Regions from separate parts of the Homo sapiens genome. Here region 1 is linked to region 2. Evidence: chromatin loops called from intact Hi-C (ENCODE). Cell type or tissue: heart left ventricle. All regions are shown on one strand. Links, peaks and the distances in the headings refer to the core of each region. The heading gives the core; the rest is flanking DNA. Region 1 has its middle 55 kb from the start of LINC02606. Region 2 holds the start of LINC03153 (long intergenic non-protein coding RNA 3153).

Evidence for each region. Peaks named below come from ENCODE experiments on the same cell type or tissue, not always from the same donor. Only the 100,000 strongest peaks of a DNase experiment are listed, where the experiment ranks them.
Region 1: it touches region 2 in a loop (4-fold over the local background); 5 of 110 quality-filtered maps call a loop at or near these places.

Annotation. Positions count from the first base shown.
Region 1 is chr1:9,481,111-9,486,476 of GRCh38, forward strand. No RefSeq gene overlaps it. Among named protein-coding and RNA genes, the nearest start is that of LINC02606, 55 kb to the left of the region's middle. RefSeq lists a silencer at 1,726-1,926. In heart left ventricle, for the core only: no CTCF peak of the experiment used is centred there; DNase peaks (open chromatin) are centred at 1,851 and 2,291.
Region 2 is chr1:8,922,029-8,927,394 of GRCh38, forward strand. LINC03153 (long intergenic non-protein coding RNA 3153) reads right to left here and starts at 4,846. Exons shown (of 4, transcript XR_002958531.2): 1 at 4,779-4,846. In heart left ventricle, for the core only: no CTCF peak of the experiment used is centred there; no DNase peak of the experiment used is centred there.

The DNA of each region.
Region 1 (5,366 bases), core at 304-5,303, 560 kb after region 2:
GAACGAACAAGCCTCCCTTTCCACACTGTCCTGGGGGAAACCACCACTGGCTGAGTGCCAGCAGGTGCTGGCCTCTCTCCTGGGCTCAGCAGGGCAGGTCCTGGCTGGCCCAAAGCTTCGTCCTCTGGAAGCCTCCTTCACCATCCTGTCGTACAAGCACCTGCTCTTCCCTCCCTGCCACACGCTCGCTTTGGGCTCACTTGGCCAACCTCCAAGTTCCCAGCCAGACCCAGCAGCCGTGCTGGTCAACCCTGGAAACATGGACTCTGCTTTGAAATTCCTTTGGAAATTATGGTCAAAGTTTCCTTCACAGGGACTCATTTTTCCAGGAACATTTTCTACCAATTTGGGGAAGGTGGGGTGTCTCATTCGTTCATTCATTTACCCAGAGCCTACACTGAGCCAGGTGCTCTGCAAGGTAATGGACGGGGCACAGATATTTCAGGCAGTGCCCACCCTGGACCCTATAACAAAACGGCCAGGTGCTAGAAGAGCAAATTCATAAAGTGCTCTGGGAACAGAGAGAAGGAGAGAGCCAGGGTCCCTCTGAGGACCTCCCTCTGTTTATTTATGTCACAAAAACGCGTAGGAACATTCTGTGCCACCATTGTTTTGCAGTGTGCAAATCTGTGCAAACCTGCCCCCAAAGTCCAAGGGAGCTGAGAGGTGGAACAAAGAGGCTGATATATCATTTCTCAGAAAGGAACTTTTTTTCTCTGTCTTCGAGACAGAGTCTCGCTGTCACCCATGCTGGAGTGCAGTGGCGCGATCTTAACTCACTGCAACTTCCCCCTCCCGAGTTCAAGTGATTCTCTTGCCTCAGCCTTCCAAGTAGCTGGGATTACAGGCACCTGCCACCACACCTGGCTAATTTTTGTATATTTAATAGAGATGGGGTCTCACCATGTTGGCCAAGCTGGTCCCAAACTCCTGACCTCAAATGATCTACCTGCCTCGGCTTTCCAAAGTGCTGGGATTACAGGCATGAGCCACCGTACCCAGCTTCGGAAGGGAAATTTAATAGGGACTTAGGAACAGAAGCCATCATTTCAGGCGGCTGCAAGGCAAGATGATGGATCCCTACGCCATTCCCTCCCAGACCCAGGGCTTATACACCAATAGGGAAGCAATATATAAGACAATTGTAGAGAAAGGTAAGCATGCCAAGTGAATCTGCCTAAGGGCAGGGCTTATGGTCTAGGTTGTTCTGGGACTGGGTGTGGTGGCCCATACCTGTAATCCCAGCACTTTGGGAGGCTGAGGTGGGAAGATCATTTGAGACTAGGAGTTCAAGACCAGCCTGGGCAATATAGTGAGACCCTGTCTCTATTTATATTTTTTTAATATATTTTTTCAAAAGGTTATTTTGACCTAAAGGCAGGATTTACCGAAAGTACATGTTCTTACGCAAGAGCAGTAGACAAAATAAAAATCTCAGAGGCGTTCCTGGAACTGGTGATAATCAGAAGTCAACACAGCGGGTTAGTGTCCTAGACAGGTCTGCTTCGGCCTGCACACAGGCATTGTTCTAAGTATGTTCCAGATGCTAAGTCGCTTAATTCTCATAAAGGCTTTACGAGGCAGGCACTAGTATTACCACATTTTATAGATACAAGGGCACAGAGAGGTTAAGCAGCCTGCCCGGGTCACACTGCTGCTAAGTGGCAGAGCGACATTTGTACCCCAGCACTCAGGCTCCAGGCCCTGCTGTTAGCCACCGACAAGGCTGCCTCTGCTGATGGAGGGGCTCTCCAGCTGAGCAAGGGTGGCCAAGCCTGAGCCAGCTGCTGGGACACTCGGGAAGTGACACAGGCATATCTTCACACCAAGGAGCACACTGGGAGCACCCTGCTCAGCCAAGCAACCCTGAAGTCAGAGGCCGGCCGAGCCAAGGGGCTCCAAAGGGAGCTATGAACTCCCGGGCTGGACCGCTCTGTCTTTGTTCACAGCCTTCAAGGGAGAGCTCCAAGGACCATGTGAGTCCCTGCAGGGGAGCCATGGGAGGTGGCCTCCCCTCCCCAGAAAACAAGGTTTGGTGCCTGCCCTTGAGTGAACAGTTCGTCCCTGAAGGAAAAACAAAACAATAACATTCAGCTCTGGGTAAAAGATGTTCCCACTGCTACTCCACCAGGGAGAGAGAGTGCACTCATGAGAAGGGCTCGCTTTTGTAGGAGCAGGTACATCTTTTTCCTGGCCTGGAGCCCGTTACAACCACGTCATAAACGCCATGCCAGAGAGGGTGCCCTGCACTGGCCCCACACGGCCCACGTCACCTCTCCCAGAGGGCTGGAGAGCGAGCAGCGACATGGGAGGCTCCGGCAGGTCCTGGCCTTAAGGGTCACCGGCTCCCTGTGACAGCTGACTCCACTCCTGGGAAGAGGAACAGGAGAAATCCTAGAACCAGGAGCCGATCCCATCCACGTGGTCTCTGCCCTCAGAAAGAGGCAATGCTGGAGAGAGGCATCCCCCTCCAGGATGGAAACCACAAGAGCCCCAATTTCTGTCTGTCCTGTTTGCCACTGGGTGTCTAAAATACCACTGGGTGTCTAAAATACCATGTCACAAAGCCTCCACAATTTTTCTCTAAAGGATTCGATGTGAGAAGCTTAGGCTTTGCAGTTCACCAGTCTCAGTGCAAATCCTCCACTCTGCCATTGGAGAGCACACACTGCCTATAGCTTCTGAACAGATGAAGCCTTGTCCCAATCAAACCTTATATATGGACACTGAAATTGGATTTTCTTTTTTCTTTTCTTTGAGACAGAGTCTCACTCTGTCATCCAGGCTAGAGAGCAGTGGCATGATCTCAGCTCACTGCGATCTCCGCCTCCCAGATTCAAACAATTCTCTTTCTCCTGCCTCAGCCCCCTGCGTAGCTGGAATTACAAGCACCCACCACCATGTCCAGCTAATTTTTGTATCTTTAGTGGAGACGAGTTTTCACCATGTTGGCCAGGCTGGTCTCGAACTCCTGACCTCAAGTGATCTGCCCACCTTGGCATTCCAAAATGCTGGGATTACAGGTGTAAGCCACCAAACCTGGCCTGAAATTTGATTTTCATATCATTGTCAGATGTCATGAACTACTACTCCTCTTTTTTTTTTTTTTTTTTTTTTGAGATGGAGTCTTGCTCTGTTGCCCAAGCTGTAGTGGTGTGATCTCGCCTCATTACAACCTCCGCCTCCTGGGTTCAAGCGATTCTCCTGCCTCAGCCTCCCGAGTAGCTGGGATTACAGGCATGTGCCACCACACCCAGCTAATTTTTGTATTTTTAGTAGAGATGGGGTTTTGCCATGTTGGCCAGGCTGGTATCAAACTCCTGACCTCAGGTGATCTGTCTGCCATGGCGTCCCAAAGTGCTGGGATTACAGGCAGGAGCCACTGCGCCCAGCCATGAACTATTGTTCTTCTTTTGATTTATTTTCCCAACCATTAAGAAAAGTATAAATTTGGCCGAGCGCAGTGGCTTAACCTGTAATCCCAGCACTTTGGGAGGCTGAGGCTAGAGGGTTGCTTGAGCTCAAGAATTCAAGACCAGCCTGGCCAACATGGCAAAACCCCATCTCTACTAAAAATACAAAAATTTAGCCCAGCATGGTGGTGTGCGCCTATAGTCCCAGCTACTCAGGAGGCTGAGGCAGGAGGATCACTGGAGCCCAAGAAGCAGAGGTTGCAGTGAATCAAGATCGCGCCACTGCACTCCAGCCTGGCAACAGAGTGAGACCCTGTCTCAAAAAAAAAGTAAAAATCGTCCTTTGCTTGCAAGTTGTACAAAAACAGGCAGCAGGAGGGATTTGGCCTGCAAGCTATAGTTTGCTGACCCCTAACCCCTGATTTTGTGGCCACAGCCCCATGGGATCAAACCCAAACAGAAGGCTCCCAGTGCTCTGCCAATCAGGGATCCCCTGCCCCTCTGCATGGACCCCCATCTAACAACTGCAATTCTCAGTTTGCGCCTCTCCTGTGGGCTCTCGGGATCACCTTGCCCCTCACTTTCCAGCACTCACTTGTTTTCTGAGACTCAGTTCCCGTGTCTCAGGCTCTGGGAGCCCTCTCTGGATACCCTGTAGGGTTCTGATGCACCTCTCTTTACTGCCCAAGCCCCAGCAACTAACCCCTCAATGAACTTGTTGCCAAGTCTGATGGTGGCGGTTTGTTACTCAGCCTCCTCCAATGGCCCGGAAGCTACTGGAGGGCCAGGCGTGGGGCCCTCCAGCTCCCTCTCCCAGTGCTTGGAACGTGGTAAATGCTCTGTAAGTGCTCGTTGGGATCCTCTGTCCATCCCACTCCCTTCTCCTCTTCCTCTTCCTCCTCCTCCAAGTCTCTCAGCCTCTAAGATTGGCTGGCGCAGAGCTCAAGGCCAGAGTCTTGTTTTCTCCACCCACCTTCACATCCTAAGTGAACTCTCCCCAACTCAGGGCTCTAACGCCATCTACGTGGTGACAACTCCCAGACATATATCTCCAGCCCCAACTTTTCCCATGAACCCCAGATGATCTGGAATGTTTTCAGCCACTCTTAAGGTTGGCTTCAACTACGAATGCTGAATAGATAAAGGAGGCCATTGGCCTGAAACTGGTACACATGAGGGCAAATCAGAAGTGTTGAGGCATCATGACCCCATGGGACAGAGGAATTAGAGAAGTCAAAGAAACTGTCCCAAAAGAAACCAGTCAAATGGGGCCGGGCGCAGTGGTTCACGCCTGTAATCCCAGCACATTGGGAGGCCAAGGCAGGTGGATCACCTGAGGTCAGGAGTTCAAAACCAGCCTAGCCAACATGGTGAAACCCCATCTCTACCAAAAATACAAAAATTAGCTGGGCATGGTGGCGGGCGCCTGTAATCCCAGCTACTCAGGAGGCTGAGGCAGGAGAATCACTTGAACCCAGGAGGCAGAGGTTGCAATGAGTTGAGATCGCACCACTGCACTCCAGCGTGGGCGACAGAGTGAGACTCCATCTCAGAAAAAAAAAAGGAAGAAGAGAAACCGCTCAAATATGTGTCAGCTCGGACCAGAGACCAGAAGCCCACTGACTGCTTACCCCTAGTATTCCTAGAGCCTCCCACCTCATCTGGTTGCTCCTTCCTCCTTTGACCCCGGCGGGATGAAGATGCTCTCTGGCTATTCCGCCATCTGTTATTTGAGACTCTCCTAGGAGGAGCAGAAGGCAGGCGTGCTGGTCCTCTTCACTGAACTCGCCTCCCAGCCTGTGTTTCAGGGCCAGAGCCCTGTCCACAGCCCAGAAGACCGAGGCTGCAAACCCACACAAACGGGTAAAAGAGGCAGAGAGCCTGGAGATGAAACATCCAAGTTGGGGAAGAGGTGGTCACTCCCGACAGAACAGATCCTGAGACTTGATCTTG
Region 2 (5,366 bases), core at 143-5,142:
TGCTTCCCTCCCATCAGCTCCAACCGACGACTCCTCTTCTTTTGACCCTGCTGACTTTTCCATTCCCCAACCGCGCCCTAATCCTCCTCCCCATCACCCCGACCCTCCACCGTATGCCCCTGCTCCAGCTCTGTCCCCTTCTCCTCCTCTCTCAAACCACCTGGCTTCAGACTGTAAGTCCTCCCTGTCTCCACTTCTTACCTGCTCCCGGACCCGGGATGCCCTTCCTTACTCCCGCTCCGAGAGGTCGCAAGAGCTGAAGGAATTGTCCATGTCCATGTTCGTTTCTCTCTTACTGATCTTTCCCAAATCAAAAAGCATCTTGGGTCCTTCTCCTCTGATCCCAATACTTACATCAAAGAATTTAAATATCTCAGCCAGTCTTATAAACTTACTTAGCATGATCTCTATATTATTCTCTTCTCTACCCTCTTTCTGGAAGAGAAGGAAAGAGTGTGGCTCTCGGCCCAGGCACATGCCAATGACCTCCATCAGGAAGATCCTACTAAGCCAGTAGGGGCTGCAGCAGTCCCCCAGGAAGAGCCTTCCTGGGAATAGCAACCCACAGACCCCAGCCGAGCGTCCTGAAACCATATGGTTACTTGCCTCATTGTAGGCCTTAACAAAGCTGCTCACAAAGCTGTAAACTTTAAAAAAACTCAAAGAAATTTCCCAAAGAGCAGATGAAAACCCTGCTGAGTTTCTTTCCCACCTTACAGAGGTTCCCCAAAAATATACCTGTGTTGATCCTACCTCCTGTAAAATGACTATTGTCCTCAATACTCATTTTATTTCCCAATCAGCCCCAGACATTTGGCGCAAACTTAAAAAGGTCGAGGATAGCCCTCAAACCCCACAGCAAGACCTCCTTAACCTGGCTTTCAAAGTCTTTATAACAGGGTTGAGCAAAATAAATTAAATAAAGCCCAAAGAGATTGTGCTAAATACCAGCTTCTAGCAGCGGCTATCTGTCAGCCTAGGCATAGTACCGAAGGGCACAAAAGATCTGATAGCAGCATCCCTCGCAGGCCTTGTTTCAAGTGCAGCAAGGAAGGCCACTGGGCGGGGGCATGTCCTAATTCACGAGTACCAAAGAGCCCTTGCCCGGTTTGTCAACAGATAGGTCACTGGAAATCTGATTGTCCCCTCAACAGTCAGACAAACCTGTCCCTCCAGACCTCCACCTCTTCAGCAACACAAAGGGCGAAGAGCCGCTTGCACTCTTGCAGCTCCTTGGCCTGGCCACTAAAGATTGACAAGGCCCAGGGCCCCCGGCCCCATCTGCCATCACTGCATCAGAGCCCAGGGTAACTCTACTAGTGGCAGGTAAGCCAATCTCTTTTTTAATTGATACCAGGGCCACCTACTTGGCTTTGCCTGAATTTTCAGGACCCACTCATCCCTTCCAGGTCTCAGTTGTAGGGGTTGATGGACTTATTTCTCGTCCACGTGTCACCAGGCCTCTCACCTGTTCCCTGTTTGAAACTGTCTTCTCACACTCTTTCCTTATCATGCCTTGCTGCCCAATCCCTATTTTAGGACGAGATCTTTTAGTCAAATTCAAAGCGTCTATCACTTCCTCCAGTCTCCCTCCACCGGAGTCTCTCCTGCTTCTCGCGCTACTTCAGCCCCTGACCCCTCTCCCCAGTACCCACTTCCCGCCTCCCTTGTTGATCCAATTATGTATGACACCACCACCCCTTCCTTAGCCACTCACCATGACCCCATCAAAATTTGGCTCAAAGACCCTTCCAAATTTCCCAATGTCCCCCAGTACCCTATTTCTCTGACTCACCAAAGAGGCCTACAGACCATCATAAACAAGCTCCATGCATGTGGTCTTCTTAGACCAACACGTTCCCCATATAACACCCCCATTCTCCGTTAAAAAATCAGATGGCTCATACTGACTTGTCCAGGAACTCTGAGCCGTCAATCAAGCTGTCCTCCCTATTCATCCCATAGACCCCAACCCATATACGCTTCTCTTTCTCATCCCTCTGACACAACCCATTACACTGCTATTGACCCAAAGGATGCCTTGCTCTTTCGCCAGGCTGGAGTACAGTGGTGTGATCTCAGTTCACTGCAACCTCTGCCTCCTGGGTTCAAGTGATTCTCCTGCTTCAGCCTCCTGAGTAGCTGGGACTACAGGTGCCCACCACAGCATCTGGCTAAATTTTGTATTTTTAGTAGAGATGGGTTTTCACCATCCTGGCCAGGCTGGTCTTGAACTCCTGACCTCATGATCCACACGACTCGGCCTCCCAAAGTGCTGGGATTACAGGTGTGAGCCACTACACCCAGCCAAGGATGCCTTCTTCACCATTCCTTTATACCTGGATTCCCAAGACCTCTTTGCTTTCACCTGGACTGACCCTGACATCCTCCAGTCACAACAACTCACATGGACTGTCCTCCCTCAAGGCTTCAGGGATAGCCCTCATTTCTTCGGACAAACTTTCACCCAGGACCTCACCTCCTTAGACCTCTCTCCTAGCCGTCTCCTTCAGTATGTGGATGACCTTCTCCTTTGCAGCCCTTCTCTAAAAGACTCTCAAACTCACACAGTCACTCTTTTAAACTTTCTCGCTGCCAAAGGGCATAGAGTTTCCCCTTCCAGGGCTCAGCTCTCCATCCCCAAAGTGACTTGCTCAGGAGTTCAACTTTCTCCTGGGGCCCAGGCTATGACCCAGCCTGAGCAGCACTCATAAACAATCTGCCCCCGCCTTCCTCCAAAGATGAAATCCTTTCCTTTCTAGGGCTGGCAGGCTTTTTTAGAATACAGATTCCCAACTTTGCCCTTCCGGCTCACCCCCTCTATGAAGCAGCCAAAGTCCCCCTCAATGAACTCCTAAACCCCTCATATAACATACTCCCCAATTTCCACAAACTCCAAACCACTCTTCTCACTGCACCGGCTCTGTCCTTACCTGATATCACCCAACCTTTCACTGTCTGTACTGCCGAGAACCAAGGAACAGCCCTCAGTGTACTAGGGCAACAGAAGAGAAATCCTCCTTCCTTTGCCCCTGTAGCCTACCTCTCTAAACAACTCGATAACACAATCAAAGGGTGGCCTGCTTGTCTTAGGGCTTTAGCAGCAGCAGCCATTCTAGCTCTAGAAAGCAGGAAACTAACATTCGGACAAAACACCACCATCCACAATCCTCATAATCTACAAGATCTCCTCACCTCCCGAGCATTAAGCTCCCTTCCTCCTTCCCGGATTCAATCACTCCATGCTCTCTTTATCAAAAATCCTGAATTCAGCCTTGCCAAGAGTGCTACCCTCAACCCAGCATCCTTCCTGGGAATACCTTACTCCCTGTATCCTCTTCCCCTCCTACTCATTCTTGCACTGAAATCCTAGACCACCTGCAGCCACATTTCCCAAACATTTCCTCTGAGACTCTCACCAACCCTGATGACCAGCTATTCATAGATGGCTCCTCTTCTGGGACCACTGGCTCCCCCAAAATTGCTGGATACGCAGTTGTTTCTCTTGACTGAGTAATTGAAGCCAAGCCCCTACCTCCAGGAACCTCCTCCCAAAAAGCAGAACTTACAGCTTTCACCAGAGCCCTAACCCTTTCCAAAGGCAAATGAGTCAACATTTATACAGACTCCAAATATGTCTATCACATCCTTCATTCCCACACCACCATCTGGCAAGAGAGGGGATTCCTTACTGCCAAAGGGAACCCCATCACTAACGGCCCCCTTATTTACCAACTCCTTCAGGCTGTACACCTGCCAACTCAAGCAGGAGTTATACACTGTCAAGGACCCCAAACAGGATCAGATAACATTTCAAGAGGGAACAGAAAGGCTGATGAAGCAGCAAAAGAAGCCTCCCTTTCTTCTGCCCCTGCTTCTCTCCTCCTCATTGCCCCTGCAGTCCAACCCCAGTATTCCCTCACTGAGAGAGCTTCACTACTACAATGAGGGTCTCTGCCTTTATAGACAAAGCCCTCACCCTCGCCGGAAACTATCCTACCACCTTAGCTAACAGAGCTACCAAACTCCTCTCCACATGTACTGCCAACTACAACTGCTCCAAGCTCCCTCACCCTACCATTCAAGGCCCCATAACCCTCGACACCACTAGAATTGGCCAAGTCCCCTTATGTATCACTTCTTCCAATAGACACGTACACATAGGCACCGTCCCTCCTTCCACCTGTAATTCAACCCAAATCATCTTTCACCCGTCTTCCCACACCTCACTCCGAGTAGATTATTCAGTCTTTCCTGAAGCCAACGGTCTCCTCACTCAGCCCCTTCACATCACCTCTCCCCCGGCCTCTCAGACATAGAAACTCCTTCCCCAAACAGGGGTTCTCAAAGAGGTCTCTCTCTCCTCCTCACTCTGGGTTGCCGAAGCCAAGCCTAGGCTCTCTAAATGAGGAACGTACATGCTACAGCATCTGTTCTCAATTCACTTGTCTGTTTGTATCAACACCTCAGGCATCTTTTTCTTCTGTGGCTCCACGATCTACTCCTGTCTCCCTACCAACTGGACAGGTACCTGCACCTTAATTTACCTTACCCCCAATATTAATCTCGTTCCCCCAGACCAAGAACTCCATATGCCCGCCACAGTCCATGCCTGTTCAAAGAAGGCAATACAATTTGTTCCTTTATTAGCAGCCCTCAGGGTCACAGCAGGTGTTGGACTAGGAGCTGGAAGCTTAGGAACTTCATTATCATATTTTCAGTCACTCTCCAAAGACTTTCAAGCATCATCAGAAGAGATTGCAGATTCTCTCACTCACCTCCAAAATCAATTAGGCTCTCTAGCAGCAGTTACCCTACAGAACCGCAGAGGCCTTGATCTTCTTACAGCCGAAAAGGGCGGTCTCTGTGTCTTTTTAGGTGAACAATGTTGTTTCTATCTCAGCCAATCTGGATTAGTATGAGATGCGGTCAAAAAACTCAAAGACCGAGCACAAAAATTAAGGGACAGTCAATCCACATGGCCTCAGTGGTTCAGTAACTCCTGGGCTCCCTGGCCTCTGCCCCTCCTAGGTCCTGCTATAACCCTTTCTTTCTTTTTAGCATTTGGCCCCTGCCTCTTATGTCTCCCTACCCAGTTTTTACAGAACCGTATCAGAGCATTCACCCATGGAACAATACAAGACATGATGCTGCTCCAAGGATACCAACCGCTCCAAACCCAATCTCCACCATCCGGCCTTTCCCCTTAACCAGCGACCCTCTTTAGCTTGAAGTAGCCAGATGAGAATGGTGCCCCTCTTCTATTATCTATTATCTATTAAAAGGCTGAAATGTTTGAGACAAAGCTACCCCTCTCTTCCCCCATAAGCCTCACAAACAGCTCTTGTAACCCCTCTGTGAGGCTG